Regions from separate parts of the Homo sapiens genome. Here region 2 is linked to region 1. A link is a loop called in an ENCODE intact Hi-C map of the cell type or tissue named here. Cell type or tissue: endothelial cell of umbilical vein. All regions are shown on one strand. Each heading gives the region's core, and the rest is flanking DNA. Links, peaks and the distances in the headings are about the cores only.

Region 1 (17,004 bases), core at 5,556-13,555:
GAATGATAATCCATGCTGGTTGGGTCATTAACTCTCCTATCTGCTCATTAATCCCCGTACTTTGAAAAAAGGCATGAATCAACTGCAGTCTTCAGTTCATTTCCAGTAGGATATCCAAGTTACACTCACTCCACTGAACCTTCTCCAGGCCAGATGTTTGAAGACTTTTCAGTTCTCTGGATGAAAACTATTCTTTATCATCTTGATTTATGACAGCCTTTCATCTGATGATCAAACAAAGCCACTAATAATTCTGTTATAGATGTCTTAGAAAGTCCTTAGGAGAATATTTATACCCATAGGCTCTTGGCCTTCAGTTCTGCCTTACTATATCAGCAGCACAGGTGTTAATGCACTGAGAACTTTCTTCCATGTTGGAATATTGTTACATATTGTCCTTTTCCTTAGTGTTTTTAAGATCAGGTCTCTGCAGGGTCACGCCTGAAGTGGTAGTCACCTAGGGTGAAATGCCACAGGTACTGCACCAAGCCACTCCTGTAACTTGGCCCTATCAAGTCCTGTGATTCTTCCATTGTCACACTGTGGTATTAGGAAAAGTTTTGTTTTACCTACTCAATCCAGTAAGGAGGTGTGGGAAGTGTGATTCTTATGTGGTAAGAAATAAAATGACTGTATATTATTTAAAATCTGTACTTTCTCTCAGGAGAAAGACAAAAGGGTCATATTTTCCTTAAAATAAGAAAAGTTGTTAGAGGATTCAATAAGAGTGAAGTGGCTGGAGCATTCAGAGGAATTCACATTTAGAAAAATAACTTGCTATTTCTACTTGATTTTATCCCCTGGCTATAAGACTCACAGAGCAATTGCTTTAGCCTTCTTCGATGTAAAATCACACTGCTCAGAGCCCATGCAGCAAGTGATTGAAAAACACTTGGTTTGATTTTGGATAAAGCCACAGATCAGTAGGTATTTGTAGCTGTAAGAATAAAAGGTGGTTATATTACTTATAACTGTAAAGAAAAAATGCATGTAATTTTGATAGGATAGAAACCTTCACACTCAAGAATAGCTTTCTTATCCATAGTCAGGTGGCTGAAGAAAAGATGCTAATATTTTTTCTCTTCTATAGTTGAAGACCTTATCTAAAAACATCTATGGAAGGAATTAAGCCATTTTTTCTAAGTGGGGAACTAGCTATTTTAAAAATACCCAGGACTCTTGTTAAAATGTTCATTTGTTACCAAGATCTTCTGAATCAGAAATTTTCCAATCTACATATTCACAAGCCCCCAGGTCATTTTTTTTTCTACCAAAGTCTGACATCACTGTTTTAATATGGTATTTGTCATCTTGACATAATGGAGCTGCCATCTTGAGGACAAATGATGGTAGGGAGGAGACTTAGTGGGCAATCAGGAGAGGGATGGGGGACAAGACTCAAGGGTGGAGAAAAGGAGGGAAGGACCAATGGAAAATAGAAAGGTCGGTCACAGAGATACGTGTCCTGTTTCACACTTGGAATTTTACATTTTGAAAGGTCTTGATGATGTTTCAGAACATGCAATATAGGAGCATTAGCAAAGGAAATAAAAATTCAGACCATAAGCTGAAAATAAAAGAGGAGACATCCTACTTGACAATGGAGGAATGATAGCTTGTAACTCTTGGAAGCAATACAGGAAACCACAAAGTGAAAGATGATGTAAAACTCCATAAAAACAACATTTTATATACCTAAACAGAGGAGCATGAATGCCTGCAGCACTTAGGATCAATATGGTTAACTATAATTTATTACATACTTTCAAAAAGCTAGAAAAGAGAATTCTGAATGTTTACAACACAAATAAATGATAAATTAGGTAATGGATAGGCTAATTACACTGATTGGATTGTTATACCTTACATACACTTATCAAAATATCACTCTGCATCCCATAAATATGTCATTCTTATGTGTCAACTAAAAATAAAAGGGAAAAAGAACATAAGTGTAAATTGAAAAAAATCAAAATATAAACACACATTTACCAAAAATGTGACAGAAAAATTATAAAGGAATTTAACATGTATGATAAACCCACTCTATGCCATGAAGTTGCACATATTTATGTAAATTAAACCTTACAACTGCCCTACAATATACTTATTTCTATGTTGCGTTGGGAAAATAAGAAAACTCAGGATCAGAAAGTGTAAGTACCTTGCTGGATATGATAGTGACATGAGTGTGTCTCACTCTAGAGTCCATGTTTCTACCACTGAGCACAGCAGGTTTCATACCCTGGTAACGACTGATAACGACTCACCACAATCCATGGGGATACAAAATCTTCCTGGGTATGCAGCTGGACTCCATTTTCCAGAACCTCTTCAGTGAGGGTGGCTTTATGACTGAGTGTACTGAATGGATTGGCAGTAAAAATAAATGTTTCACTTCCAAGCCTAGCTTAATAAAAACCCTCTTGTGAATAACCCTCTTGTGAACACCCCTCTCTTTCCTTTCCCTAGTCTTGTTAACTGGAATGGAGATAAGCTGCATGCTATGTGTCAGCCCAGTAACTGTGTAGAGGCTGACCTGCATAAGCAAAGAACAGATTCCTCATGGACTTAAACCATGACACATGTAGACTTACTGATTACAATGCTCATCCTGTCATAAGTAATGTTCATATGAGGAATTCATATAACACATCTAAAACTCCAGGGACAAATGACATATATATATATATGTGTGTGTGTATATATATATATACGTGTATATATATATGTATATATATATATATACGTGTATATATATATGTATATATATATATATACGTGTATATATATATGTGTATATATATGTATATATATATACACACACACACATACACACATACATATATATACACACACACATATATATACATATATTTGTGTATATATACGTAACTGCTTGTGTGTGTGCATATATATGTATACATATATGTATATACACACGCACACACACACACACAAGCAGTTATGTAACAGGAAACATCCCCAATAAGTTTATGTAACAGGAAACATACCCGATAAGTAAATGTACAGAGCCATATTCTACCTACGGAATAATTAAAAATTATGAATTAAAATGTGAATTGTGCCAAAAAGATTGTGGTGGCCAACATATATTGATACAACACTGAGGCATTATATGTTAGTACAATCTTTTTTTTTGGAGGGAAATTAGGGACTTTTATTAAGAGGCATTGTAACATTCACCCTTTTTGAATTGAAACCTAGTCCTAGATCTTAATCTTGATAATGATTTGAGATGATCATCAACATAAAGTTGTATTTAGGACAGCAAACAAGCAAACAAACCCCAAACACAAAAACCAGTGTATTGGTCAGGATTCTCCAGGGAAACAGAACCAACATGTACATATATCTATCTACATCTACATCTAATCTATATCAAGATTTTAAGGAATTTGTTCATCCAACTATGGAGGCCGGCCAGTCCAAAATCTGCACATCTGCAGGGTGGGTCAGCAGGCAGAGACTAAGGGAAGAGTTGCAGTTTGAGTTCAAAGACAGTCGGCCGGCAGAATTTCTTCTGTTTCAGGGGAGGTTGGTATTTTCCTTTTCTTTTGTTTGTTTGTTTGTTTGTGGTTGTTTTTCCAGGAGCCTGGCAGGGCCCTTTCGCTCTTTTTTTTTTTTCTTCAACTTTTATTTTCAGCTCTGGGGTACATGTGCAGGTGTTACATAGGTAAACGTGAGCCATGGTGGTTGACTGCCCAGATCAACCCATCATATTGGTATTAAGCCCAGCATCCATTGGCTATTCTTCTGATGCACTCCCTCCCCCGTCCTCTCCCCTGATAGGCCCCAGTTTGTGTTGTTCCCTCCTATGTGTCCATGTGTTCTCATCATTCAGCTCCCACTTATGAGTAAGAACATGTGGTATTTGGTTTTCTATTCTTGCATTAGCTTGCTGAGGATAACGGCTTCCAGCTCCATCTATGTCCCGCAAAGGGCATGATCTTGTCCCTTTTTATAGCGGCATAGTATTCCATGGTGTATATGTATCACATTTTCTTTATCCATTCTATCATTGATGGGCTTTTGGGTTGATTCCATGTCTTTACTGTTGTGAATAGTGCTGCGATGAACATACACATGCATGTATCTTTATAATAGAATGATTTATATTCCTTTGGGTATATACCCAGTAATGAGACTGCAGGGTCAAATGGTATTTCTGCCTCTAGATCTTTGAGGAATCACCACATTGCCTTCCACAGTGGTTGAACTAGTTTACACTCCCACCAACAGTGTATAAGTGTTCCTTTTTCTCCATAGGAGGTTGGTATTATTCTATTAAGGCTTCAACTGATTGGATGAGGTCCACCCACATTATGGAGGGTAATTTGCTTAACTCAGCCTACTAATTTAAATATTAATTTCATCTAAAAATATGTTCATAGAAACTTCTAGAATAAAGTTTGACCAAACATCTAGGTACCACGGTCTAGCTAAGATGACACATAAAGTCAACTATCACTATCAGTATACTTAAATAACTAAAAATTGTGGCCAGGCACAGTGGCTCATGCTTGTAATCCCAGCACTTTGGGAGACTGAGGTGGGCGGATCACTTGAGGTCGGGAGTTCGAGACCAGCTTGGCCAACATGGTGAAACCCCGTCTCTACTAAAAATACAAAAATTAGCCAGGCGTGGTGGCACATGTCTGTAATCTCAGCTACTCAGAAGGCTGAGGCAGCAGAATCACTTGAACCTAAGAGGCTGAGGTTGCAGTGAGCCAAGATCATGCCACTGCACTACAGCCTGGGCAACAAGAGTGTGACTCTGTCTCCAGAAACAAAACAAAACAAAACAAAACAAAACAAAACAAATAACTAAAAATTGCAAAATGTTTTATCAAACTATGGCAATCAATTTGGTCAACTATCACACAGCCATTCAAAATTATGAATATGAAGACTCTATAGAACATGAAAAATGACATTTTCTCATTTCACAAAAGCTTGTTGAATGCCCTAATTGCCAAATTGTACACATAATGATTAAGAAGCTACAACTCCTTATCTCAAGAAATTCACAGCCCTGTAAGATGGACTTCCTGGAAAACGTTTCGGGGTCATGGGGTGCTGTGGTAGAAGGTGGGGATTAGTGGCACGTGAAGCTGAAGATGTGGGCAAAGACCAGCTCACAAAGGGCTGAAAGATTAATGTGTTATTGAGGCATTTGGGCTTTACCTTGTAGCAGCAGGGAGCCCCTGGGGTGTTTTTAAGGTGAGTAGTTTTGCTTTTATAGATCAGTTTGGTAGCAAGATAGGGATTGTTGTTTAACAAGCCCTGAGGCCAAGAGATTAATTAAATAGGCCTGGTAAGAAATGACTTGAGCCTGAATTAGAATGATGGCAATGGGAGTGGAATGGGGGAAGAGATTCCAGGGATATATAGGAAAAGCAGAGTCAATGGAATTTGATGATAGATTGCCTACAGAGGCTAAGAGAGAGATAAAACATTAGAAAAAGACTCCTAGGTTTCTAGCTCAGTTGCTTTCCAGCAAAGATACAGAACAGAGGAGCAAAGAAATTAATATGAGGGATTAGGTAAGCAAGAAAAAGTTAACAAGGGACATTTTGGTAACACGGAGCTAGTAATTACAGAAAACAGCTTCTACCCTAGGGCTGAGGGAAGAAAGAGAAGGAATTGGGGTTTTTAGAGCAAGAAGCTTGAAAGATGCCCTATGGAGTCAGGACAGACTCCCAAGGAATGATGATGAGGCTGGGCTGGGAGGACTGAAGAGGAGTTGGAGACCAGAACAATAGGCACCACAGGGATGAAAGGCTGTTGCTGGGGCCATGCTGACAGAACAGAAAGGTAACACAAGAGTGACTCTGTCCTTCCACCTCCAGGCCTGCCATCTCCCTCAAGCATCTCCTATTTGCAGAGTCCCTACCCGTAAAGGGGAAATGCAGTTTGCTTAGTAGAAGTCCCAGCATTACAGAGTACAGAAGGATGGGTTTAAAGATGAAAAAGTTATTTAGGAAACAGTATCAGAAAGAAGAAAGGCTGAAAACCAGTGACTGAGGTATCTATCTCAAAAGTTAGGAGAAGACACAAAATTAATCAAGAAAAAACATTAAAGATAAGAGCAGTCATTAGTGAAAGTGAAAACCGACATATAATAGAGAAAATCAACAAGGTCAAAAGTTGTTTAAGATAAAACTAGTAAAATTCACCAATTTCTGGGCTGAAGAAAGTATATTACTGCACATTCCATAGGCATTAAAGTGAGAAAAAATATATTAAGAATGACTTGATCCAATACATTTGAAATCTCTGGAAACTAAAAATGAAAGAAATGCTTTTTAAATGTACCAACCCTGGATGTGAAAGCTTGCTAAATCAGGGCTGCTCTGTCATTCTAGAGGAACACTGCTTTTATTTTAATAGAAAGTCTAGGTCAGCTCTAGTACCTTTGGCTCTTCTGAGATGAGTAAATATTCTTCATTAGGAGTATGAAGACATTCATCGTGATATTTTCATACAATGACTACACTTGCCACAGTGAACATGAAGGAATCTTAGGCAGACACAAAAGAGTGTGTCGTGTGTGACTATTTCAAGTTTGAAGGAAGGTAAAACTGGCTGATGAAGATAGAAACTGGACTTGTGGCTGCCTATGGAGAACTAATGCCTGAGATGAGCCATGACAGAGGCTTCTGGAGTACTGGATATGGTCTATATCTGGATCAATATAGTGGTCATAGGGGAGTATTTGATTTGAGAAAATTCCTCAATCTGTACCCTTATAATTTATGTACTTTATGTATCTTATACTTGAAGAAAAATATACTTTAAAAATCCAGTTGGAATAGAGACTAAGAGAGGGATTCTGTCTTGCTGTAGACTAATTTCTTTTCAACTCTTACTTGATTCTACATTGTCTTCTGATTTGCTTCTGTGCTTCCTTCACTACCAGGTCAACAACCTCTTTCACTGGGGAAGACTCGAGGTCTGGTTTGCAGTAACTAGAGATGTTGAAATACAAACAAGACCTTTTAGTTTTCATTAGGAAGGCATTATTGGCTAGATTTCACCTGCCCTGGCTGTTTGTGTTGATCACTGTTACTTTGCAAAGCTATAAACAAGGGAACTGTAAGAAGAGGGGCTTTCCCAATGCCAGGGCACTCAGTGAAGGACATCTGCAAAATTGCTGGTTCAAAATTCTGGTGGGTGAAAATTTTATAAATCTCAGCCTTCAGACAAAAAAAAAAAAAAAAGATACCTCTTGATTGGGCATCTTCCAGAAATCCTTTCTGCTGTGGTTGTTTTCTAGTCTATCACTAACAAATGTCCTCCTGACAAGAGAGCTGAAATTCGAGACTGTCTGCTTGCTGCCGCACTGGGATTTTTGCTGTTTAATTTTTTCATGGCTACTTGTCTCTAGGTGTTGCCTACTTAATAAAAACTTCAGTGGATTAAATTTTTTAAAGTAACTATTACAGAGTAGTCATATAAAAATACTAAAAAAAGACGCCACCAAACAAAATTACATTTATAAGGAACACACACAAATACACACATTAATACTTTTGTAAAAATCCCCAAGCATTTGTTAGCTTTGCTTCCAAAACCTTTAAATTTTGATGAAGTCCACTTTATGTATTTTTCCCTCTTGTTGCTTGTGATTTGGGTGTCATTTAAAAAATAAATTGCCTAATTCAAAGTCACAAACATTTACACCTATATTTTCTTGTAAGAGTTTTGGAGTTTTACCTCTTAAATTTGGGTTTTACATTTTGATTCATTTTGAGTTAATTTTTGTATATGATGTGAAGTAAAGATCCAAATGCATTCATTTGCTTGTGAATATCATCTCAGCACCATTAACATTCTTATTCCTTGTCTTAGCATCCTTGTCAAGAATCAACTGACCATAAATGTGTGAATTTATTTCTGGACTTTCACTTCTATTCTATTGGTCTATACGTCTACACTTATACCAGTACCACATAGTATTAATTACTATAGCTTTGGAGTACATTTTAAAATCAGGAAGTGCAAAATCTCCAACTTGGTTCTTCTTTATCAAGATTGTTTTGGCTATTCTGTGTTTTTTGCATTTCCATATAAATCTTAGAATTAGGTTGTCAATATCCAAAAAAAAAAGCCAGCTAAGATTTTGATAGGAACTGTGTTGAATCTGTAAATCAATTTAAGTATTACCATCTTAACAAATTTGGAAGATCTTAGCAGTATCTTCCAATCCATAAATTTGAGATATTTTCCTATAATAAATAGGTCTTCTTCAGTTTCTTTCATTGGTGTTTTGTAGTTTTCAGTGTGTAAGCCTATATAGTTCCTTTGTTAAATACTAAGAATTTTTTGATGCTATTGTAAATGGAGTTGTTTTCTTAATTTAATATTTGGATTGTTCATTGCTTGTGAGCACATTTTATTTTGTCCAAGAATGAACTTTCAATTTGATTGAAATAGTCCTTAGGAAGTCACTCTCAAATATGGCTTAACAGAAAAGATGCCTTTTATGGCATGAAGAATTTAGTGGGAACAGTAACCCCTCGTAGATAATTTTTTTGTAACTCCTCAAAACTTGAACTTACACTTCTAAAATTGAGTTTAATCTCTTTAGAGGAGGTAGAGTATGCATATACATCTTTGTAGTGTTATCAATGAGACAATCGTGCTAGTACAAATTAAGAGAGGTACACAAAGCATTCATTTCCAGATCATTTTGGAAAATATCTTATTTTTCAGATTAGTCATTGTAACTCCTAAATTTGATTAGTAACTTTCATGTTATCCAGATAGACTGTTATAAGGTATAAGTTGCTTCCAGGCTGGGTGCAGTGCCTCATGCCTGTGATCCCAGCATGTTGAGAGGCCAAGGCGGGAGGATTGCTTGATGCCAGAAATTTGAGACCAGCTTGAGCAACATAGCAAGACCCCATCTCTATATAATAAATTAAATTTTAAAAATTGCTTCCATAAAATACATCTCGGCTATACCCTGAAGATACTTTCATGTCCCAGGGGTATTGTGTACTAAGCATTACGTGTGTCTGGTGAATTTCACAGTTTTCAAATGTTCCTATAAAGTGCAAAATGCATTCGATCAGCAAAAGGATTTTGTTAACCCAACTTCATCTTGTCACTAACCAACATCATTTGTCATCATTTCCAGGGTTGAAACGAAATTTTTGTCTATTTTTTAAGCCAGGATTACTCTATCTTCTGAGAAGACAAAAAGTACCTTTTGCTAAGATTTCCCTATACTGTGGTCGTGTACCAAACAAAATTCTTTAGCTTTACCTGTGTGGAGCTAGAACAATTGGGTAGCCAGCCAGCCTTCTTCTCCTTGCCCACTTGAAGGCTGCAACTGTTAAACAGCACTGCCCTCTTGTGAGCAAACTCCAAAAGGACCAGCTTGAAAAAGTCCCCTCAATTTAAGTGCTGCCTGTCTGTAATAAAAACTGCACTCCAGTCGAAACCTAAATTTTGTGAACCACCAGTTTCTACCACAGGTTCACAGAACCTTCTAGAGATACTCAATTTTCATCCTAAAAGAACAAGAACATTCCCGGCATTCTAATAATCACAATCTTCTCTCTCTTCCTCTATCCCCAGCAATTTAATATTTTTTAGGTTTCTAAAATCTCAATGTGTTTCACAAACTGGTGTAGTTAAACAACTTCAACTATGTTTTTTCCCTCAGTAATGAATGCTTCATGACAGTAGGAAATTGACCGTAAAGAAGAAGGCAGGAAAATCGATGTAGATTGTCAGTTTGTTTCAGAGATACTGCCCCTCATTTTTGTGGATGAGAAACCAGAGGTCCAGAGAAGTTCAGAAATTAGCAAAGCACCTGGTTCAGAGTCCTTGTCTCTTGCATCTCAGTGCAGCCTGTTATTGCTACAGAATGTGACAGGATGTAATTTCTTAAAGGCAGAAGCTGCTTCCATAACGTTTCTATCTTCCTGACAGACTGGCATTGTGAGCAACATTGAATATGAAGGGCTTTCTCACTCATCATTTTTTCGTGTTAAACTATAGGTTTTGATTTATTAGTTATATAAATAGTGTTTGCATTTAATGAAACTATAACATCAATACAAAGTATTGCCAATAGGAATTATTGCTGTCCAAGCAGGACTCTCCTTAATACATAAATAATGCTATCAATACTTCAATACTTCTAACAACTCATGTCTGTTGTCCCATTCCTCGGGCTCCTTTTTCCATTCAGCAAATGTTTATTAGATGTTCCATGTGTCAGGTAATATATTACTACAAGGCCCTGTGGACTTTTCTTATTCACATGCCTCTCATTCATTTTCATCTACATCTTATCAGGTTGGAACACAAGATGCTTAGTTATCCACAGCACATTGTTTAGTGCAGCAGGCTGTACTTGTAAACTGCAAATCAGCAGAAGCAATGTTGGATGAGTGCTTTTTCTCCTTTCATTCAACACACGTTTTGAACTGTGACATTTCCCAGCTTTAAGATATTTTATAGATTTAAATTGTGCTCCAAATAAAAGAGTTGAGTGTGTTAGCTGCAAAATAGACAGGTCTTAAGCAGAAACGGATACTTAGTTTATTGTGACCTTTTTCCTATTTCAATGAACTGGCTGCCGGAGAGAAATGGGTACCTATGAGAGGCAATAGCACCGTGAGGTTTGAAGCCAGGTGGATGGGTCATTCCAGTTCTGCTTCTTTTCAGCTGTATGAGCTTGGGCATAATTAACTTTTTGTTTTTAGCTTCATAGGTTGTTATGAGGATGAAGTGAAATTTTACGCACACACACACAAATTAGCACACCGTAAGTGCTCAATAAGTATTCACTCTTATTACATGCTCTACCTTGTGTTTTCTTTCATTTACTTTTAGTAAAGTATACTATTTCTTATCATTTATTGTATTTTATTTTTATTTTTGGCAGCTTTATTGAGGTATAATTAACAAATAAAATTGTATATATTTACCGTATACAATGTGATGTTTTGATACAGGTACACATTGTGGAATGATTACCACAATCAAGCTAATTAACATATCCATCACCTCACATAGTTATCTTTGTGGTGAGAACACTTAACGTCTATTCTCTTAGCAAATAGCAAATATATAATACATTATTATTAAGTATAGTCACCATACTGTACACTAGGTCTCTGCAGGAATTATTCAACTTATAACGGAAAGTTTGTACCCTTTAACCAACATCTTCCGATTTTCCCCAGCCCTCCATCCCTGCCAACCACCACTCTACTTCTGTTTCTATGAGTTTGACTTTTTAACATTTCACCTGTAAATGAGATCATGCAGTATTTGTCCTTGTGTACCCGGCTTATTTCATTTAGCATAACATCCTCCAGGTTCATCCGTGTTGTCTCAAATGACAGAATTTCCTTCTTATTTAAGTCTAATAATAATATTCCATTGTACGTGTGTGTGTGTGTGTGTGTGTATGTGTTTATACATGCCATATTTTCTTTATCCGTTCATCTAGCAATGGACACATAGGTTGATGTCATATTTTGACTACTGTGAATAATGCTGCAATGAACATGGGAATGCAGATATCTTTTGGAAAGAGCAATTTTATTTCCTTTGATATGCACCCAGAAGTGGGATTGCTGGATCATATGGTAGTTTTAATTTTAATTTTTTGAGGACCCTCCATACTGTTTTCCATAGTGGTTGTATCAACTCTCATTTTCTCATTCCCACAAATAATGTCTAAGGGTTTCCATTTTTCTACATCCTTGCCAACATTGTCTTTTAATTTTTTTTTTTTTGTCACCCAGGCTAAAGTGCAGTGGTACAAACATAGCTCACTGTAGCGTTGAACTCCTGGGTTCAGCCTCCTGAGTAGCTGAGACTACAGACATATGCCACATGCCACCGTGCCTGGCTAATATATATATATATTTTTTCCATGGAGACGGGGTCTTACTATGTTGATCAAGCTGGTCTTGAACTCTGGCCTCAAGTGACCCTCCTGCCTTGGCCTCCCAGAAGTGCTGGGATTACAGTTGCGAACCACTGAGCTGGACCTTATCTTTTGAATTTTTGACAATACCTGTCCTAACAGGTATGTGGTAATATTTCATTGTAGTTTTGATTTGCATTTCCCTATTGATTAGAAATATTGAGTACCTTTTCATATACCTATTGGCCATTTGTATGCCTCCTTTGGAAAAATGTCTATTTATGTCCTTTGCCCATTTTCAATCAGGTTATTATTGCTATTTCTTATATATTTTGGATATTAACCCTTTATTAGATATATGGTCTGTAAATATTTTCTTCCATTCTGTAGGTTGCCTTTTCTTTTTGTTGATTGTTTCCTTTTCTGTGCAGAAACATTTTAGTTTGATGTAGTTTGTTTTTGTTGCCTGTGCTTTTGGTATTACATCCAAAAAATAATTTCCAATGGCTTTGGCTTTTCTAATTCAGTAAGTGTAAAAAACAAATAATAATAATAATAATAATAATAATAATAATAACTAAGACAAATGTCATAGAGTTTTTCTCCTGTGTTTTTCTTTAGGAGTGTTACAGTTTCAGGTTTTATGTTTAAATATTCAGGTATTTTTCAGTTGATTTATGTGTGTGGTGTAAGACAATCATCTAGTTTCATTTTATTTGCATATGGATATTGTTTCCCCAGCATCATTTATAGAAGAGATTGTCCTTTTCCTATTGTGTGTTCTTGGCACCTTTCTCAAAGACTAGGTGACTGTAGATACATGGATTTATTATTAGTTCTCTATTCTGTTCCATTTATGAATGTGTCTGTTTTTATCCTGGTACCGTACTGTTTTGATTACTACAGCTTTGTAATACAGAACGATGCCTCTAGATTTTTTCTTCTTGTTCAAGATTGCTTTATCTATCAAGGTCTATTTTGGTTCTATATAAATTTTTGTATTTTTCTATTTTTGTGAAAAATGCCATTTGAATTTTGATAGAGATTGTGTTCAATCTGTAGATTGCTTTGTGTAATATAGGCATTTTTAGACTATTGATTCTTCTAATTCGTGAATATAGGATATCCTTCCACTTATTTGTGTCTTCTTTAATTTCCTTCATCAATATTTTATAGTTTTCAGTGTAGATTTTTACCTCCTGGGTTAAGTTTACTCCTAAGTATCTTTTGTTGTGCTATTGTAAATGGGAGAATTTCTTTTTCAGGTAGTTCGTGTTATTGATAGAAACACTACTGTTTTTTTGTAAGCTGAGTTTGTGAACTCAACTTTACTGAATTCCTTTATCAGTTCTAAGTTTTTTAGTGAAATCGTTAGGATTTTCTATATATGAGATCGTGTTGTTAGCAAACAAACAATTATACTTCCTTTTCTATATGGATTTTTTTTTTCCTAATTGCTCTGGCTGGGACTTACAGTACTGTGTTGAGCAGAAGTGGTGACAGTGAGTATCTTTATTTTGTTCCTCATCTTGGAGGAAAATCTTTCAACTTTTCACCATTCAGTGTGATGTTGTCTGTGGGACTGTCACATAAGAACTTTATTGTGTTGAGGACATTCCGTCTATACCTAATTCAATGAGAGTTTTTACTGTGAAAGGATGTTGAATTTTGTCAAATGCTTTTTCTATGAATTTTGTTCTTCATTCTGTTAATATGAGGAATATCATTTTTTGATCTATCTTGAACCATTCTTTCATTCTAGGGATAAATCCCACTTGATCATGGTGAATGAATCTTATAATGTACTATTGAATATGGTTTGCTAGTATTTTGTTGAGGATTTTTCACATCTATGTTAATCAGTGATATTATTCTATGGTTTTCTTATCTTGCAGTGACATTTTCTGGCTTTGGTATCAGGGTGAAGTTGGCCTAAAAAATTAGTTTGGAAGTATTGCCTTCTTTTCAACTTTTTTTGAAGACATTAAGAAGGATTGGTAATAATTCTTTAAATGTTTGGTAGAATTCAGCCAGGAAACCATCTAGTGCTGGACATTTCTATGATGGGAGACTTTTAATTACTGATCCAGTCTTCTCACTCATTATTGATTTATATAGATTTACAATTTCTTCCTGATTAGGTTGTATGTGTCTACAAATTTATCCATTTTTTTCTAGGTTATTAGACTTTTTTGGTATATAGTTATTCATAGTAGTCTCCTATGATCCTTTGCATTTCTGTGTTATCAATTCTAATGTCTTTTCTTTCATTTTATTTATTTGAGTCTTCTTTCTTTTTATCTTAGTTGATTTGGCTAAGGGTTTGTCAATTTTTTTTTGATTTCTCAAAAAAAAAAAACAACTTTCAGTTTGTGGATCTTTGTTATTGGTTTTCTAGTCCCATTTACTTCTAGTCTAATTTTCACTATTTCCTTCCTTATGCTAACTTTGAGCTCAGTTTGTTTTTCCTTTTGTAGTTCCTTGAGGTGCAGTGTTAGGCTGTTTATTTGAGATCTTTCTTTTTTGAGGTAGGCATTTATTGCTATAAACATCCCTCTTAGAAATGCTTTTGCTGCATCTCATGTTTTGGTGTGTTGTGTTTCCATTTTCATTTGTCTCAAGATATTTTAAAATTTTGTCCTTGACTCTATAGTTGTTCAGAAGCACACTGTTTAATTTCCACATATTTGTTGATTTTCCATTTTCCTCCTGTATTGATTTCTAGTTTCATGTCATTATCATTGGAAAAAATATTTGATATGATTTTAATCTTCTTAAATTTGTTAAAACTTGTTTTGTGGCCTAATATATGATCTATCCTGGAGAATTTTCTGTGTGCACATGAACAGAATGTGTATTATATTGCTGTTGGGTAGAATGTTCTGCAATGTCTGTTAAGTCCATTGTTGCCTTATTGATTTTCTCTCTGATTGATTCGTTGATATTGTTGAAAGTGATTACTGAAATTCCCTACTATTGCTGTGTTACAGTCTATGCCTCCCCTCAGATCTATTAATGTTTGCTTTGTATATTTAGGTGTACCAATGTTAGGTACCTATATATTTAATAATTCTTACATACTCTTGAAGAATTGACCCTTTAATCACTACATAATGACTTTATTCTCACTTTTTACAGTTTTTTACCTAAAGTTTTTATCTAAAATAAGTATGGCTACTTCTGTTCTCCTTTGGTTTCTATTTGCATGTGATATTATTTTTCATCCTTTCACTTTCATTCTGAGTGTTTTTTAAGTTGAAGTGAGTTTCTTGTAGGCAGAATACAGTTGGGTCTTTCTTTTTTAAATCAATTTAGCCACTCTATGCCTTTTGTTTAGATAATTTAATGCATTCACATTAAGAGTAATTACTGATAGATAAGAACTCATTAGTCCATTTTGTCCATTGTTTTCTGATGGTTTTGTAGATCCTTCTTTTTTCTTCCCCTCTTGCTTGCTTTCTCTGTGGTTTGATGGCCTCCTGTAGTGGTGTGCTTTGAATCTTTTTTTTTTTATTATCTTTTTTGTATCTATTGTAGGCTTTTGTTCTATGGCTACCCTAATGGTTTCATAAAGTATTTTAAACTTATAACCAGCTATGTTAAGCTTGTAACACTTAATTTTTGTCAAATACATAAACTCTACAGGATTTCTCCCCCTACTCCCATGCTTTATATTTTTGCTGTCACATTTTACATCTTTTTATTATTTGTATTCGTTAACAAATTATTGTAGCTTTAGTTGTTTTTAATAGTTTTGCCTTTTTAACCTGTATACTAAAGATATAATTGATTTATCCATCATCATTACAGGGTCAGAGTGTTTTGGGTTTGACAATGTAATTACTTTTACCAGTTAGTTTTATAATTTCATATGTTTTCATGTTACTAATTTGTGTCTTCTTCCTTCAGTTTTAAGAACTACCTTCAGCATTTCTTATGACATGTCTAGTGTTGATAAATTCTCTCAACTTTTGTTCGTCAGAGAAAGTCTTTATCACTCCTTTATTTTTGAAAGATAGAATTGCTGGGCACAGTATTCTTGGTTGGCAGGTTTTGTTTTTTTTTTTCTATCAGAATTCTGAATACAGCATCCCACTCTCTTTTGGCTTGCAAGGCGCTGAAAAATCCAGATAATCTTTCAGGGGCTCCCTTGTACATAATAATGTGCTTTTTTCTTGCAGCTTTCAAGAATCCCTTTGTCTAACTTTTGACAATTTGATTATGACGTGCCCTGGTGTGAGTCTCTTTGGACTAATTTTACCTCATGTACATTAAGCTTTCTGAATATTTTCTCCTCAGGCTTGGGATGTTTTCTGCCATTATTTCTTTTAAAATGTTTTCTCTCTCTTCCTATTCTTTTAGCATATCAATAATTCCTAATTTGTTCTGCTTAATGTTGTCCCATAAGGCCTCTAAGCTATCTTCACTCTTTTTAGTTTTTTTTCTCTCCTCAGCTTGGGTGATTTCCAGTGACCTGTCTTCAAATTCACTGATCCTCCCTTTTGCAGAATCTGTTGTCAAATTTCTTTACTAAAGTTTTCAATTCAGTTATAGTATTCTTTAGCTCTATGATTTCTGTTTGGTACTTTTAGATATTTTCTATTTCTTTGTTGGAATTTTCAGTCTTGCATTGCTTTCCTACCTTGATGTGCAACTTTACAGTCATCATTTTGAATTCCCTGTTGGGCAGACCACATATCTTCACTTCACTTGGGCCAGTTTCTGGAGATTCATGTTGTTATTTTATTTGGAATATATCTCCTTATTTATTCATTTTTCTTGACTCACTGTGTTGGGTCTGTGCATTAGATAAGACATCTGCCTCTTCCAGTCTTGTCAGACTGGCCTACTGTAAGAGAAAAATCTCACCAATTTGCTTTGCCAAAGATTTTAAGATGCCTTTCAAATCTTGTGTTTGTCTCTGTTTTTGGTGCTGCTCCCCCTCCCAAATTAGGATGGGCCATGTTCTGTCAATACCCGAAGACCAGTAAGGTAGGAGCCAGTCTCTCTGATGTAGCTGGAAAAGCTGGAGGGTGGGGGGCGGTGGGTGTTGGGTATGTATTTTAGCTGCTATCCTCATGGTG
Region 2 (17,004 bases), core at 5,813-13,812, 280 kb before region 1:
TTTTGTTTTTTTGAGACAGGGTCTCACTCTATTGCCCAGGCTAGAGTACAGTGGTGCAATCACAGCTTAGTATAGCCTTGAATTCCTGAGCTCAAGTGATCCTCCCATCTCAGCCTCCCCAGTAGCTGGAATTACAGGTATGCACCACCACAACTGGCTAATTTTTTTAATGTATTTTTGTAGAGATGGGGGATCTCACTATGATGTTTTACTATTAAAGAACTAATATGCCAGTGATGTCAAACCCAATGTTCGCTATCTTTGGGGATACCTGAAGGTGCTCCTTATGGAACACAAACAAGTATTGACACTTTTAAGAAAATCAATTTCCAGATCTTCATTTTTCAATGACTTTTTTCCCTAAAACTGATGCACCTTACAGTGTGCTATGGTCAAAGCATCATGTCTGTTTTCCTTTTCCACCTCCTCTTTCCCTGATACCCTTGTCCACTTTACCAAAGAAAGGCGTGCCTCTTACCCATCCTGAGCCTTACAACCATTACATTTCCTCAGATTATATAAAGACAATGGAGTGCCAAACAAAGGGCAATTCAAAACGTTGGTGCCTGTGAAGCCTCATTTAATCAAGACATGATTTGGGTCTCATGTAATCAAAACACCATTTGGGTCTCTGTTACTTTTCTCAAAATGACTTAAAGGAGGAATGAGGTAGTAATTTTGGGACCAGCCCAAACTGAGTCTACTCTGTTAATAACAAAATGTTGAGTTAACTTTTATATAGAACAGAGCCCCAAACTGCAAGTCATGTTGTCCAAGCATGTGCAACAGAAAAAGCTTTGAGCTCTAACAATATCTGGAAACAGTGAATCCTCCCCTTGGAACCGAGAAGACCAGGACACGACAGGGACCTGAACACCAGAAGTTTATCAGAAGCAAGGGGTGGATGGGCCTGGAAGATCCGGGGCTAAAATCCACCTTGACATATGTTTCCATAAACGGTCAAATATAAAGTCCTCCAATCAGACCGTGTGAAACCAACATTCCTAAATCCTTTTCCCTGCCCTCTGAGCCCATAAATTTGTCCAGACTCCAAACTGGGGAAACAAATCTGAGTCTGCTCTTGTCTCCTTGCTAATCGGTTTTGCTATAAAGCCTTTTTTTTTCTCAAAAGCATGTGCCTCATAGTATTGGCTCATATGTGTATCAGGCAGCAAGCTCATTTGCTTCGTAACAAAAACTTCCATTTTTACTTCCAGTAGTAAGGGCCTCAAGTTTGAGGGAAAAGAACAATGGTGGAGGTAAGTTAGTGGGTTGTTGTCTTTTTAACATATATTCAGGCTTGTAAGAAAATATTTTCATTAACATTTGCTAAAATATTACTAGTACTGTAAATTCACATTTCACTTTGGATAAGTCTCCTGTTCATCACATGTCAACTACTTCTCTGTTTATTTTGTTATTCCTATCACATAATTATGCAATTTGGACTGCTTTAAAGGGAATCTGTTATAGACTCTTCTGAAAATAATGCATTTAGAAACATTCATGGAGAAACCTCATAAAAGCTGTACACTTATTAGTGACCATGTTGTTAATTTCCACTAAAAGTCTCATTTTAGAAATAAGGCACATTTATTGATTGATATACAATCTATTGAAAAAAGACTTACATCCATCATATCAAGAAATTCATTTCTGATAAAATCTTACTGTTAAATGTTTAATAATAATTTATAAAAGCATAATATGTTTAGAACTGTTTGATCAATTATTCAATATTAAATGTAATCATAACTCAATCCAAAATAATTTTTTTTTAAGACTGAGTCTCATTCTATTACCCAGCCTGGAGTGCAGTGGTGTGATTGTAGTTCACTGCAGCCTCAAACTCCTTCACTCAAGCGATCCTCCTGCCACACCCCTCTGAGTAGCTGAGACTACAGGTACGCACCTCCATGCCCGGCTCAAAAGAAAATTTAGTACTTAGAGCTCTATGGTTACCCACAATATATGAATTTTCAAGTGTATTTTATGTGTATAGTTTTGTTTCAAAGAGGCATAAAGATATAACAAAAAAAACTTTCAAAAAATGAATACTTTTAAACATAAAAACATTACATTGGAATAAAAATCAATGGGGTAGGTGTATGGAAATATAATATAAGGAGGAAAAGGAATAATGCATACAGTACTTTCTAACTAAAAGATCTTGATGTATTTCTCAAACACATGATCGTCAGCATGAAATCACTATGATACCAGTTTCCATTAGCTATATTTAAGAGCATTTTAGCAGTTTTAATTTAAGATGTTAATATTTTAATGTTGTGGAAATGGGGCACTTTGTAACTATTAAGCCCATGATAAAAAATTTAAAAGTTGACTTAAAATTAGCAATGGGGCACCTAAATTTTTCAGAACATTTTAGGGAGTAATAAAACCAAAAAAGCTGAAGATCCATTAAATGGAACACTTTATATTTGGCATTTAATATTTTCATGGCTGTTACTTACCGAAGGCATGGAAAAATATTCAAAATATATTACTTATTAAATGACAGTTATGGTATGATACATTGCAATTTAAAAAATCTAGAAGAAGATGTTGATATTTTAAATTTATTGTTAATATTAGCATATTATGTCGATTATTTAAAATATATTAAGTAGATTATAATATAAATACTAAAATGTTAACAATGATCATCTCTGACTGGTAGAATTATGAGTGATTTTTTTATTTTCATTTTAGTTTATCTTTTTTCTAATTTTCATATCCCAAGCACACATTATTGACACAGTAAGAAAAGATTATTTAAAATAAAAATAGTAACATGTATTCTTTGATCTGGACATCAATAGCTTTACTAAACAAAAACAACAGCACCGAAAGGAAAAAAACAATGCCCTGAAGAACTTGATTCATTGATTGTAATTTTCAAGGTTTAGCCATGACAAATACTAAAATAAAATCTTGCTTCTTGATCCTAAATTCAGCTGTCTTTTATTCTGAACAAGGAGTGCAGAATCAGGTCCTGTAATAGCAGTGGTACTACATCACTAAAAGTATGCTGCATAAGTCTTTGTAAAAAGGCCAGTCAGCAGAAAACATATTTTATAAAGGCATCTCCTGTGTGGCTCTGAATTATAACTTATCTTAACTCAAAAATATAGAAATTAAGAACACAGAAACAGTAGTCAACTTATATTCTACATTAAGTTTGAATTATTATTCTTCAAGGAGTTCTGAGGCTGTTCAGTGTGTATTAAATCTTGAACAAGTTATAGGTTTTTGGAACCAAACAGTAATTGGTATGTAAAACTGGCTTAAGCATTTCCATCTGCACACATAAAATTTTGATTAATTTTTGTTCTAGCTATGTGGTGAGGCATAGCAATCTGTTTTGACATTGAGCTCTTATCCACATTTAGCGGCCTGAAAGGTCATTATACTTTCACTCTCTGTGAAGACATTTCTTGATAATAATAGACTGTATAAAAATAGTACCAGGTGATACTTGGCTAGCAGTCAAATGGGGCTCTGCTTTGTCTATAATTACAATTTCTAAAGAACTCAATTCCACAAACACTTGACTGAACACTTTGGTTGTGTTAGCTTTATCTTGCATATTTTGGAAATATACTGGCCAGAGAATAGCCTGATAACCCTATGTCAATAAATTTATTTTTCTTCATCTTAACCATTAATTCCAAAATTTCTCTTTAATTTAAAAGCTAGAAAACATAGAGTTACAGGGAATGTAAATAAAAACATTCTAATAAGCAAAGACTAAATTTTACTGAATCTGGCTTAGCAGGTAATGAAATAGAACTTTGAATGCCAAGTGGGTGAGTTAGGCAAGATCATCATATCTTGACTCTACACTTGTTTCAAGTGTACAAGTTATGGTATTCTAAGGATTGTATCTGAATACTGAGGGAAGAGAATATTTGAGTTACATTTTATGTAGAGATAGATGTTACTCTCCTAGAATTGGGCTTTACTTGAAATAGAAACAGTTTAGAATAAACAGGAATGAACGATTCTAATGCACTTTGATTTTAAATGAGGACTCACGGAGAGGGAAAACTATACTCAAACTTGAACTGGCCACCAAACCAATTCTCATGTACAAAAAACTGATTTTTCATTTTAATATATGATTTACTTGTCCAAGATATTGCTGAATATTGTTTATTAATATATATAATTCTTTATAGAAGGTTTTTCTACTTGATTTTGTTATCTACTCTATGTTTTTCCATCAGGCACTCACCCTATAATTGTTCAGAAAGTCCCCCACCAAAAAAACTTTCCTAGTTTATTTAGAGACTAATAGTGACTACCATAATTTCATAATTCCTTCCAGTGAGATGTTAGAAACAAACACCTGAATTTGAATCCCACTTCTAATACTGCCTGGGTGTTTGATGTATGACTAGTTGTTGCACATCTTAAATGTTGGTTTCATCATCATTTAAGTGGAAATAGTAATATTCACTTTATGCTATTGCAAGAAATAAGCAAAGAAATATCGGGGAAAAAAACTACCACTATGTCTAACACACATAATAGTTCCTCAAGAAGTGTTCTGTGGCCGGGCCTGGTGGCTCACACCTGTAATCCCTGCACTTTGAGAGGCCAAGGCAGGAGGATCAGTTGAGCTCAGGAGTTTGAGATCAGCCTAGGCAACATAGTGAGCCCTCGTTTCTACTAAAAAAAAAAAAAAGAAGAAGAAAACGAAGAAATGTTCTGTTACATTGAATTCTGATATACCACAGATTGCCTTACATTTGTTGAAAATTTGCCAAAATCTCTGTAGCAATAACATTAACATATCAGTAACTATGTGAAATTAGTATTATTTTGATTATCAAAGTCCATTGGATCAGGTCATAGATAAATCTACGTTTAACTGAATTCCATGCCATAATTGATTTGATCCAATGTATTTATCCTATTGGTGCATTTGTTTAATGGTGCCTTTACTAATTCTGTTACTATCAATGCTGTTTACTTTAAACATTTTGATTGTCTTTGTACTTCAGTTATTAAATAAGAATATAAGTGCTTAAGAACTTCAGTGTTCAACAAATGTGGTTTGATTTGGCTAAAAATCCAAAAGCAAATGATGAAAAAGAATTTGCTGTCATGGGCAGATTTACTTTCAGTGAATATCAAATTATTGAAGGCTTACTGCAAAGGGGAATGTATTAAACTGTATTAAAAGTTCTCCTGCAAAGTAGGGTTAAGCACAAAGCAATTAATGAAACCAAGCATCACTCATTCACCTGTAGAAAAAGTTTTATGTAATCATTTCAATGCTGTTGTGACCCTTTGTTTCCCCCAGGGAGTGACAACTTGGGAAGCAATCAAAGCTTAAGCAGTAATTACATTAGTAATTGGGCCAGTTCCCATCCAGAATTTTTCTCAAGACTCTAAATTCCCTTTCCCTGGTGGGGCTATTTTGAAAAAATTAATTGTGCTAGTCAATTGTCCTATGTAATGCTATTCTGGAAGCTTCTATGGATATGTTAAAAGGGCAATTTAATTAAAATACAGAGAAACAGCTATTGGTTTTCTTTATCAACTCCCGTCTGTTAAAAATTCATAATTACGACCTACCTTCATTGAAAAAAGCACAGACAGATACAGGAAACAGAAGGGAGATTTACAAACCCTTTTCCTATTGGAAAGGTTCTAGCTCAGTTCCCTCTAACTAATACATTGAGAAGATAAAAGCTCAGTGTAGTAAAATCTCTACTTATGCAGTTCAGCATCACCATGGAAACATCTCCCCCTCAGTGAAATAATGAGATGGTAATGAAAACAGCTGCCACATTATGAACCTAGGCACAAACAGAGGCCGAGTTACTCATGCCAAATAGTGAGTGACAGGGGGTAGAATAGATGGGGGCGGGCATGCGCAAGGAGTAATAAGAAAGCCCATCAGTGGGTGTTATGGGAAGGGGTGGGACAAACTACCTAAAATTCTAATATTGAAACTCTCAATTTGATTACTGCAAATTTTGGTAGTGAATTTGTGGCGTTCCCATTGCAGAGACGATGGGGTATATAACTTGAGCTTTGATTATCTGAGTTCAACCTAATATTTCACATGTCTATCACTTCAGACTCAAAATATGTGGCTTGACAATTTAGGATTCTGTATTCTGCTGGGTCCTAAAGCACATGTGTAAGATGGGAACAGCATTAGGATGCCAGGAGAAAAGTACCATTTTGGAGGATAAATGGATATGATGTCTCTCCTTAAAGAACTCCCAAGTGAGTAGAAATTACACTCTCTCCTTCAAAGATGGTCTGGGCCCACAGATTGGAACTGGTGATAGACTTGGATGCATAGAGCAAAAGGGGACAAATGAAAAACAGTCTTGTGGGGAAATTAACATTAAAAGGCATGAATCCAAAAGGTCTGGACCAAGAGACAGAAACAAGGTTCAGAATAAGGCAATCAGGCAAATAACAAGAAACCCAGAATATCATGTGGACTATATATATACTGTACATTACATATAGTAAAATATATTTGGATATGTGTACATTAAACATGTATGATTTACATTATATTCATATTTAATTTAAATATATCACATGTATTTGTATATATGCATATGTGTGTATATATGTACATGTGTGTATGTGCATATGTATAATACACAAACTATTGGTTTAAAAATCTCCCATAAGGAGAGAGACACTTTTTCTGAATGAAGAATTTAGATCAGTCCCTGGGAGACCGAGCCTTCAGGGTTGTAATACAGCTGGTCACTAAAAGTGACCAGAAAATCATGGGTCTTGCCCTATATTTCATCAAGAGATAAAGTGGAAACTAGTCCCAGAGGAAATATTTCAAAGGAGAGTGGGAGACAAATATAAATGTGTTTATTTTTATATCACACATGCTTGCTAGTTTGATGTAATACTTTCACCTGGTGACTTGTTGCATATACATGATGAGGGAGGAGAAGCTAATGCAGAAGGAGAGGTAAGCACGAAGAGGGGAATAATGAGTTTGGGTTTAGAAGAAGCAGGGCTACCACAGCTTTCAAAAACTGATTGGCAATAGAAATCTTATTTATTTTTTCCATGCATCTCTGCATCTTTTCACTAATTTAACAAAACTTTAACAGATGCTTATTAGGGTAGGAACTGTGCTTAGCATGAAGTGTAGGTGGGTGGAACAGTAAACAAGACAGGTGTGGCCTGTGTCCTCCTAGGTCTCTTAATCTCGAGGATTGACACCAGTGGCGCAGACTACTCCCATGAAGCTTGACTATGAACATGAAAAAATGGAAGTAGCTAGAAGGACTGGACAACTTAATGATTTTTTTTTAAGATGAGAAAGGTTTGACCGTGTTCATTTTCTATAAAGGAAGAGCTATTAGGAGTTAGGCATGGTGGCTCATGCCCATAATCCCAGAACTTTGGGTGGCCGAGGCAGGCAGAGCACCTGATGTCGGGAGTTCAAGACCAGCCTGGCCAACACGATGAAACCGTGTCTCTACTAAAAATACAAAAATTAGCCGGGTGTGGTGGTATGCCCGTAATCCCACCTACTCGGGAGGCTGAGGCAGGGGAATGATTTGAACCCGGGGGTTGGAGGTTGCAGTGAGCCGAGAGAGGGCGCCACTTCACTACAGGCTGAGAGAGCAACAGAGGGAGACAGTCTCAAAATAAAAAACTAAAAAAAAAAAAAAAAGAAAAAAAAAAGCGTTAGTAGGGAGAAGTTAAAGGAAAGAATGAATGCAAGACCTAGAAGAAGAAAGGAGGATCTGGACTTGACAATTCTCACATATATATTGGGGGAAAGACGCTGACAGATGTGGGGGAAGAGGAAGGTGTAAACAGTTGCTCCAGTCAGTCTCCTCTCCTGCATTGCTGTGGAAAGTTAAGGACATTTGCTGGAAAGAACTGGAGTGCAGGAGTCCTGGAGAGCTTCAGGAGAGAGCAGGGAAAATGTAGAAATGCCTGTTGAGAAGAATGCGAAGCTGCTGAGTGGTTAAAATGCGTTTTTTCTGGACTGTGACCTGCAGCAAATGACTTAATGTCTCTAACCCTAAATTCCTTCTCCTGTAGTTTGAGATTAATAGTAGTATCTGTTGCTGGTATGAATATGCAATTCTTGCCAAGGGAGGGGTATGCTGGCTAATGACTATAATTTTTTTATTTCTTCCCCAAGTCATCTAAACACATTTTTTTTCCTCCCCTACATGATGCAGGGGCCCTAGGACCAGGGCTACAACATAACTGCTGAAGCAGGGATGATTTCTGTAACTAAGAAACTATGTTTTAAAACTTTATGTCAGAATTCCTATGGGCCTGATGGGAGTGGATTGTGACTTCGCCCCATCTGGCAAATTGGGGCTAAAAGTGAATACAGCTATATAGCCTGGTAGTAGGGTGGCTCACGAGTCCAGAACCCATGTAACCCTACCTTCTGTGGGCGGGAATGGTCTGAGAGAGAGGCACTTGTTAGACTAGTATTGCTACCAGCAATGTGGACCAGCACAGTGGCCAAACCTAATATCCCTTCCGAAGGTGGAAAAGTTTCGGTAAAAAATAAATGACAAATGGGAAAAAGGAGTACTAATAATAGCTGAGGGTAAATAAATGAAAAAATGGGTTATAAATGGAGGGAAATCCAATATTACCTTAACAACTTGAAAGGGTCTCAGAGCAAGAGATAACATTGTCTCTTAGTTCAATTATTCCAGATGCCTGAAAAGGTGAAGCTATACATTTGCCAGGGCCACTTCTGCTTTTGGAACCTGACAAGATTGAAAGAAAGCCAACAAACATAAATGGCCTCTCCCTGGGGGACATTCATACAATATGATGGACTGGACTAATTATTCGTTACTGTGAATATTCTGTTGATGTAATGGATCTGTGTTCGAAAACCAGGGGGTGGCCTGTAGTGTTATGATCTGTTTATATATGTAGATATATAAAAGATATCTATCTATCTATCTATCTATCTATCTTTCTATCTATCTATCTATCATCTATCTATGCTTTCTTCCATGGTTTCTGGCTCATAACTCTCATAGCCCCTATTACAGTCTTTTGCTGTAATGTTGGGTATGTTAGGCCTCAGGGTCAGCCTCAGGAAGCAGAATGTCTCTGACTTTCTCCTGCCCTCCTTTCACCTGCTCCAAGGCAGGACTCTAATCTTCCCCACTTTTCTGATTATGGGACATAAAACTCTCATTCCAGAGAGAGTCTTGCATTGTACCCGGGGGGGAAGGAATGCTAATATCAGGAAGCATCCATAACAACCCAGGAAAACCAACTTCAGAGAGCTTCCGGATAGCTGAACACCTGGAGGTTCCCGGAGGGTGGCGAGCCCAGGTTGAGAATGGAAGCTCTGTATCTCTTCCCCCGTATCTCATCCTATGCATCTCTTCATCTGTAGCCTTTGTAATATCCCTCATAATAAACTGGTGAATGTGAAAAAAAGAAGAATAGTATCTGTCATAGAGTTGTTATGAGGATTAAATGAGATAATGCTTATAAAGCACCTATCACAAGGAGTGTTCAATAAATATGAACTATTATTTATATTAATACAAATAAGAGATCTGGCAGGTTACTAGAGCTTTTGGGAGAATGTATAGCAACACGTGCCATTTTTTAAAAGAATTTCAGGCCAAGCATGGTGGCTTACACCTGTAATCCCAGCACTTTGGGAGGCCGAGGCAGGCAGATTACCTGAGGTCAGGAGTTCAAGACCAGCCTGGCCAACATGGTGTAAAACCTTATCTCTAATAAAAATACAAAAATTAGCCAAGTGTGGTGGCAAGCACCTATAATCCCAGCTACTTGAGAGGCTAAGGCAGGAGAATCACTTGAACCTGGGAGATGGAGGTTGCAGTGAGCTGAGATTGTGCCACTGCACTCCAGCCTGGGCGACAGAGCAAGACTCTGTCTCAAAAATTCACACAATATTAAAGTACCAGTTGAGATTGGGTAGGCTGTACATGAAATGGTCCTATTCTATACAGTTACCCAATAGTTTACAGATGTGCTTTGTAACCTGGATATAACAGAAAAAAAAAAGGACAAATTCCTCAACTGATACAAAGTTGAGGCAGGGATGGCCAAAGAACCTTTAAGAGTGCTAATGAGAGCATATTTGTCATCTACCATAAGGTACATTGTCTATAGAGAGGCAAGTTTAGTGGGCAGATGTTGAATAAAAGTGAAGGTGTTAGGAAAAACGCAAGTATCCTTCAAACTGAAGCAGGGCAGAGAGGAAGCTAGATGGAGCGATCTAAGAATTGGAGGAAGAAAGTGGTTTGTGGGAATGGAAAGTAGTGACTCATCAGAGTTCCATGAGGGCTCTGTCCATAAGGAGGCAATGTGCCTTTAAAAGCAGGCAGGGCAAGTTCAGAGTTCAAAATGTTACCAGTGCTCAGGCATGGTGGCTCACGCCTATAGTCTCAACTACTCCGGAGGGTGAGGCAGGAGGATGGCTTGAACCTGTGAGGCAGAGGTTGCAGTGAGCCCAGATCATGCCACTGTATTCCAGCCTGGGCGACAGAACAAGATCCTATCTTAAAAAAAAAAAAAAGAAAGAAAGAAAGAAAGAAAGAAAGAAAGAAAGAAAGAAAGAAAGAAAGAAAGAAAGAAAGAAAAGAAAGAAAGAGAAAGAAAGAAAAATGGTACCAGTAAAACTCATATCATGAATTCAGCTTCATAGCTACTCTTGAACAAACTAGCTAACTAGCTCCTGTACACAGCCTGTCTCCTATTTAGCTGGCTTCCGCAATGGTTCAGGGTCTTCCTCCTCGGTCACCCAGCATTGGACCCTAGTGTGTTCCCATTGCACCGTTCTCATGCCATAAGAGGTTCAGCAAGCGTTCTTTCTTGGGATCCTGTTCTAGTCACTGCTTTGCCCCAAGGGGCTAGTCAAACTCTCCATTTCAGATATCCCTCTGTAGCCCAGGCTCGTTCTGGATTTACATTATCCCCACTGACGGCCTTCCAGCTCTTCCCTGCCTTGGCCTGGCTGCTGTAGTGCCCCAGCTACCTCAAGAGATCACCATCAGTGGCTGCTGCAGCATCGCCTCCCTCTGGCTATGTTCTGTTAAGGTAAACAAGAAGAATGACAAAATTTTCATCGTTATGTGTATCATTCAGAGAACCTTTGCTGATGATGGAAGACGCTAGCCATTGGATAATGTATTACTTTGGCAACTGTGTTTAGTAGGTTTAAAATTGGCAGTCATTACTCAAATGTACAGAAATGATGGTGGAAATCTCATATTCCTGCATTTTCAATATCTTTAACTCTTCTTTAAAATTTCACGTCTTTCAGGCAGATAGTGTTTTTTAAAGTACCACTTTCCTTCTTTTCTTCTTCCCCATCTTTGGTCTTGTCTTCTCTCCCCTAAAGTGAACTAAGTCCCCTGGGGATTTATGATCACCCTGGTGTATTTATATGTTGAGGGTGAGAATAGGGAATATCTGGTCCAAGGGCTGTGCCCCATTTAGATGTGTCGTGTCCCACCTGGTATCTTAACTTGGCATTTGCTGTGCCTTAGCTGCCCCTGCTTGGCCTTGGGGTATCATGAGCTGACATCTGCTGCTGCTATCTGTGGTGCCAGATCTGATGCATTTAGAGGTTTTCTCTCCTAGTGTCGGGCCGTTTCTAGTCCCCCAGGCCTCTCAGTTCTTCTATATACCACTTGAGAACTCAAGGACACTCAGCTGTGTCCCTTCCTGTGCTGAAATGTATGGGCCTGTACAAGTGTGCTTTCAGGCCTTGGATCCCAGACACTCCCATCAGCTGTCGTCACAAAAGTTCTATCAGCGCCAGGGTTTCTGCCAAGCCTCTCTAAGGGGCCTGTGTTCTTCTTAGATGTTTTTCTTTAATTCCTCCTCAACCTATTTGGATTTTCTAGCTAAGGCAGAATGAAAATCTTAGCCACGTCCCTTTCGTCTTCTTCTTCAACAGCTAATTGACATTTTATCTCTTTTCATTGTGGTGAAAAAGATGCCCTGACATTTAACAATAAATTCTTCCCATTTTATGGTTTGTAGGATAAACCAGAGATTTTTTCACACCATGAATCGTGACTCATTAATAGTTTATAAAATCATTTTTGTTAAAATTAAATAAAATCAAACAGAATAGAAAATATAACTCTGTCATGTAATAAGGGTATGTATTGTTTTGTAATACTTTGTGTGTGTGTGTGTGTGTGTGTGTGTGTGTGTGTGTGTGTGTTTTACACTGAACCAAGGTGTAAAATATTTATTTCTGGGAGTTACTGTCAAAAAAGGTTTGAAAGTTTCTGGTATAAACTTTGCTTGGTTCTCTAAGTTCTGACTTTTGGAGACCTAAAATAATTTTCTCCTTCAAATTGTTCAATTCTTGCAAATCAGTATGCTTTGACATATTATTGGTTTTTACCGTAAAATTTCAGAAGCCAGTATTAGTTATTTATTCTGCCTCTCTTTACTTTTCTCTGAGACAATAAATAGCACTGACTGATGTTTGTGACAAAAAGAAAAGAAGGAAAAATGAAACCTGGGACTAAAATCTTCATTTTTTAAAAAATCAAATGCTCTCAGAATGCATACCAATGATTAACTTTTGAAATGGGTGAAGATAAAAGAATCTCCACAGTTCCACATACATTAAGCTATGGTCGTCTTATAAAATAACTATATCTAACATTTATTGAGTGCCTAGCATGTGCCAGGGAGGAGAACACAGAAAGGAGAAGAAATGTCTGCTCACATTCTAACTGGGTAAACAGACATAAATAACTAATCATCCAGTAAGTGCTAGTAATGTAATTCAGCACAAAGTCCTAAGGATCCATAGAGGAAAAACACAGAGTCACAGAACTTTAGAATAGCTACTCCATTTAAACATAAACATGGGAACAGCAACATGGGAAAAGTTCTTGAATGCACAGTGCATGTTCAAGAAGATTAGACAGAAGGCATGAGACAAACATAATAAGGTGAGGCTGAAAAGAAAGATTGAGGATAGGCTGAAACATGGGAGTTCTTAACTCAGTCCTGGCAGCATTATACATTGCTAATTTTATTGCCGTGTGTCATGCTTAGGAATTTGTACTTAAGTTTGTAAGCAAATGGGAACCAGCAGAAGTTGTAAGCAAGTGTGTGCTATTTCAATGTATTCTGGAAAGTTAAGTGCAGGGAGATAAGTGCAGGGGTGTGTCATAACATGGAGAAATTTGGTAAAATAATAATTTTTTAAAAAACATGATAACCAGTTGGAGATCGGGAACACAGAAGTGAAAGGCATCCCCGAGGCTCCTAGCTTGGTTTAGTGTGTAGATGGTTATAGTAGTACCTGAGATGCAGCTCATAAGAGAAAGAACACAGTTTCTGCACAAAGCAGTACTAGGGGAAAATTTATAAAGTTTATTCACAGTGGAAGAAAATTTACTCTAGGCTGGGCACAGTGGTATTTCAATGTAATCCCACTACTGGGATTACAAAGCTCATGCTTGTAATCCCAGCACTTTGAGAGACCGAGGCTAGCAGATTATTTGAGGTCAGGAGTTCAAGACCAGACTGGCCACCATGGTGAAACCCCGTCTCTACTAAAAATACAAAAATTAGCCGAATGTGGTGGCAGGCACCTGTAGTCCCAGCTACTCAGGAGGCTGAGGCAGGAGAATCACTTGAACCGGGAGGCAGAGGTTGCAGTGAGCCAACATTGCGCCACTGCACTCCAACCTGGGTGGGTGACAGAGAGAGATTCCATCTCAAAAACAAACAAACAACAACAACAAAAAGATTTACTATAGTGGGGGCTTTCAGGGAAGGAGGAGGGACAATAAAATGTGCCCTTATCATAGAGACATTCCTTCTCCTGGGATTTTATTCAATCTGTCTGGCTGTATCAGAATGGGCAGAGTAGGAGAATATATGACCTGGATATAATACTGTGTTGGGGGGCACGTGCTGCGGTGATAAACCCAGCTGAAGGCTGAGGAAGTCTGTGGCACCTGGAGTCGATACAAACAGGCAGTAGGTGGTAGTAGAGGCAACCCCAGGGCATGGGGAAGTCTATTGTGGTCTGAGGAAGGTGTCCAATGAGCAATCAAGCATAAAGATATAGAATCCAGGGAAGGGTAATACCTGGGAATCCCCACAGGCCAACAACTACTAACAAGGAAGTGTCAGAAGGTGACCTATTCACTGGTGGGTACTCGAGGGAGAATTCTAGTGCCCGAGAGAAAACCCAGCAAGGCAAAGGACTGCAGACCTATGGACATGGAATACTAGCTAGACATGAAGTAGGGTCAAGCAGAGGAACAAAAACAAGCAACCAGGTAAAAGGCTGAGGGTATAGTTTGTGAAGTGGGTCTTGGAAACAAGGTAGAAGCCTGTTACCAGCTGATCAGGAAGACTGTGGAGAAAGGAGCTAACAGAGTACTAAGTTCAAAAGTGTCAGCCAATGCTTCTTTACCCAGCTAGTATGTTGTAACCACTTGGAGAAATTTAAACAAATATTTTTGCCTAGTACCCATTCTAAACTAATTAAAATTGGGTTTTCCGTTGGTGGAGCCTAGATGTTGCTCTTTAAAACAAAAACTATCCAAGTGTTGTAAGCAAAAGTTGAAAAACACTCATCTAGAATGTACTCAACCATCGTAATTACCTGGATAGCTTTTAAAAAAAATCCCTGAGGTCAGGTTCTACTCCAATAGATTCTAAGTTAAAGTCTGGGGTTCAGCTTAAATGTAAGCACTTTTCAAAGGTCCCCAAATGATTTTAATATGCAGCCGAGGTCAAAAGTCATGGTCTAGAACTACGCTGTCCTGGTGACTAAGGTAGCCACTAGTCACATGTGGCTATTAAGTACGTGAAATGTTGCTAGTCTGAACTGAGATGTGCTGTAAGCCTAAAAAACACACTGGGTTTTAAAGACTATGAAAATAGTAATGTAAAATAGTCATTAATAATTTTTATATTGATTACATGTTGAACATTTCGAATATATTGGGTTAAATAAAATAAACTATGAAAAAAAAATTTAGACCAGGCGCAGTGGCTCAAGCCCGTCCAGCACTTTGGGATTTCAAGGTGGGTGATTGCTTGGGTCCAGGAGTTTGAGACCAGCCTGGGCAACATAGCAAGGCCCCACCTCTACAAAAAATACAAAAATTAGCTGGGTGTGGTGGTGGTGTCTGTAGTCCCAGCTACTCAGGAGGCTGAGGTGGAGGATCGCTTGGGCCCGAGAGCCGGAGGCAGTGACCAAGATTGTGTCACTGCACTCCAGCCTGGAAGACAGAGTGAGATCTTGTCTCAAAATAAAATAAAATAAAATAAAATTTCCTTTTTTCTTTTTATAAGGGGTGTTGGAGAGAGAGAGGTCACCTTGGCCTCCCAAAGTGCTGGGATTACAGGTGTGAGCCACTGTACCCAGCACCTATTTCTTTTTACTATTTAAAATGTGGCTACTAGAAAACTTAAAATTACATATGTGACTCGCATTATATTTGTGTTGTTTTGGAGCTTCTTTCATGATTCCAGCCTAAAGTCCAGATTGGTCCTAAGGACAACAGTTGAGCTGAGTCTGGGTAGTCCAGGTGTGGGAGGAAAAAGGCTGCAGAAACTGACACCCTGTGGCCAGAAATATCCTTCCCTTTTACAACCCTTATTATGTTATAAAGTTAAAGAACATCAGGGGTAAAGGGAATATGAAAAGTCATCCAGTTTAACTCCTTCATGTTATAGTAGAAACTATTTATTTCATTTCATTTTGTTGTCCTGAATGAAATTCTTGCAGTTGGCCATCCTGATTAAGTAAGAAGCATTCTCCTTTAATAATGTAAACAACTTGAAACTGAAGAAACTATTACACACTAGTTTGAATTACAGAATTCAAACTAATTCAATCAGATTGCACTCCTCATAATACCCAAAGGAAGGCTGTGGGGCTGAAAATCCAGTTAGACTCAGGAAGGAGTGATAGGACTATTGGGAACAGAGAATACCTTGAAGAGCAGGATTGGCCCCGAAAGAGTCCTACAAAGGGCACTTAGGGCAGGAAGAAGATACTGAAGCTGTTTATCTGGGTGGTCTTGGAAGTGACCGTGAAAAAACAAAATGGGATACTACTAAAAGGGCATTCAGAATTTTTTTTTATTTCAAAATTTTGCCTGTTTCCAAGGAAACAAGAGAAAACTAGACTTCCTTTTTTTTAGCTCTCATAAGCCTGACTAATATTGCAGTATTAAAGTTTAGTAATACTGAAAGTTAAATGGGCTTTTAAAAATCAGGAATTGCTTGTATGCAACACTGACTGCTCAATGGAAAATTCCTTACAAAGCTTCGCTTATAAACTGCACCTGGATTTGCTAAACGGTAATAAATCTGGACAAAACTAAGCACATAATATACTCAGTGGGTTAGAGTTTTATAGCTTGGAGTTACTGTCTCTTTGACTGCTAACAGACTTGATTGGATCCTTTGGACAAGAAGGAGAGCATTAAGTATCCCTTCATATCTCAGAGTCTGTTCTGATGGGCAGTTTAAAGTCAAGAATAGTAAAATGGGTGTAGAAATCTAAACTTGATTGGCAACTTTGACAACCAAGGATTTCTTTTTTAAAATTTTGTTTTGTTTACCTTGAGAAAGAGATTTCTATTTCTCCTGTCACTTCCTCATATGAGAGTTAGTTTTATTCTGAGTAATATGTAGCAAATGAAAAAATTCTTCTTTAAGGTGAGTCATCATTCTGCTTTTGGATACCAAAAAGAAGAAGAAGAAGAAAAGAAGAAGAAGAAGAAGAAGAAGAAGAAGAGGAAGAGGAAGAGGAAGAGGAAGAGGAGGAGGAGGAGGAGGAGGAGGAAGAGGAAGAGGAAGAGGAAGAGGAAGAGGAAGAAAAGAAGCAGCTCAGGAAACTGATAAAAAGAAACCCTAGACAAGCAAAGAGGGCTATGTGGAGAAAAATGTTAGATTAGCAAAACAATTTTGAATTGATATCCTGTCTTAAATGTATTATCGGCTCACAGAGCAAAACAAAAC

The links. Peaks named below come from ENCODE experiments on the same cell type or tissue, not always from the same donor. Only the 100,000 strongest peaks of a DNase experiment are listed, where the experiment ranks them.
Region 2: it touches region 1 in a loop (4-fold over the local background); 8 of 110 quality-filtered maps call a loop at or near these places.

Annotation. Positions count from the first base shown.
Region 1 is chr7:17,699,313-17,716,316 of GRCh38, reverse strand. No RefSeq gene overlaps it. Among named protein-coding and RNA genes, the nearest start is that of LINC02889, 150 kb to the right of the region's middle. RefSeq lists an enhancer at 9,263-9,312. In endothelial cell of umbilical vein, for the core only: a CTCF peak has its summit at 9,381 (motif pointing left); a DNase peak (open chromatin) is centred at 9,356; H3K27me3 peaks cover 612 bases.
Region 2 is chr7:17,983,075-18,000,078 of GRCh38, reverse strand. No RefSeq gene overlaps it. Among named protein-coding and RNA genes, the nearest start is that of PRPS1L1, 36 kb to the left of the region's middle. In endothelial cell of umbilical vein, for the core only: no CTCF peak of the experiment used is centred there; a DNase peak (open chromatin) is centred at 10,288.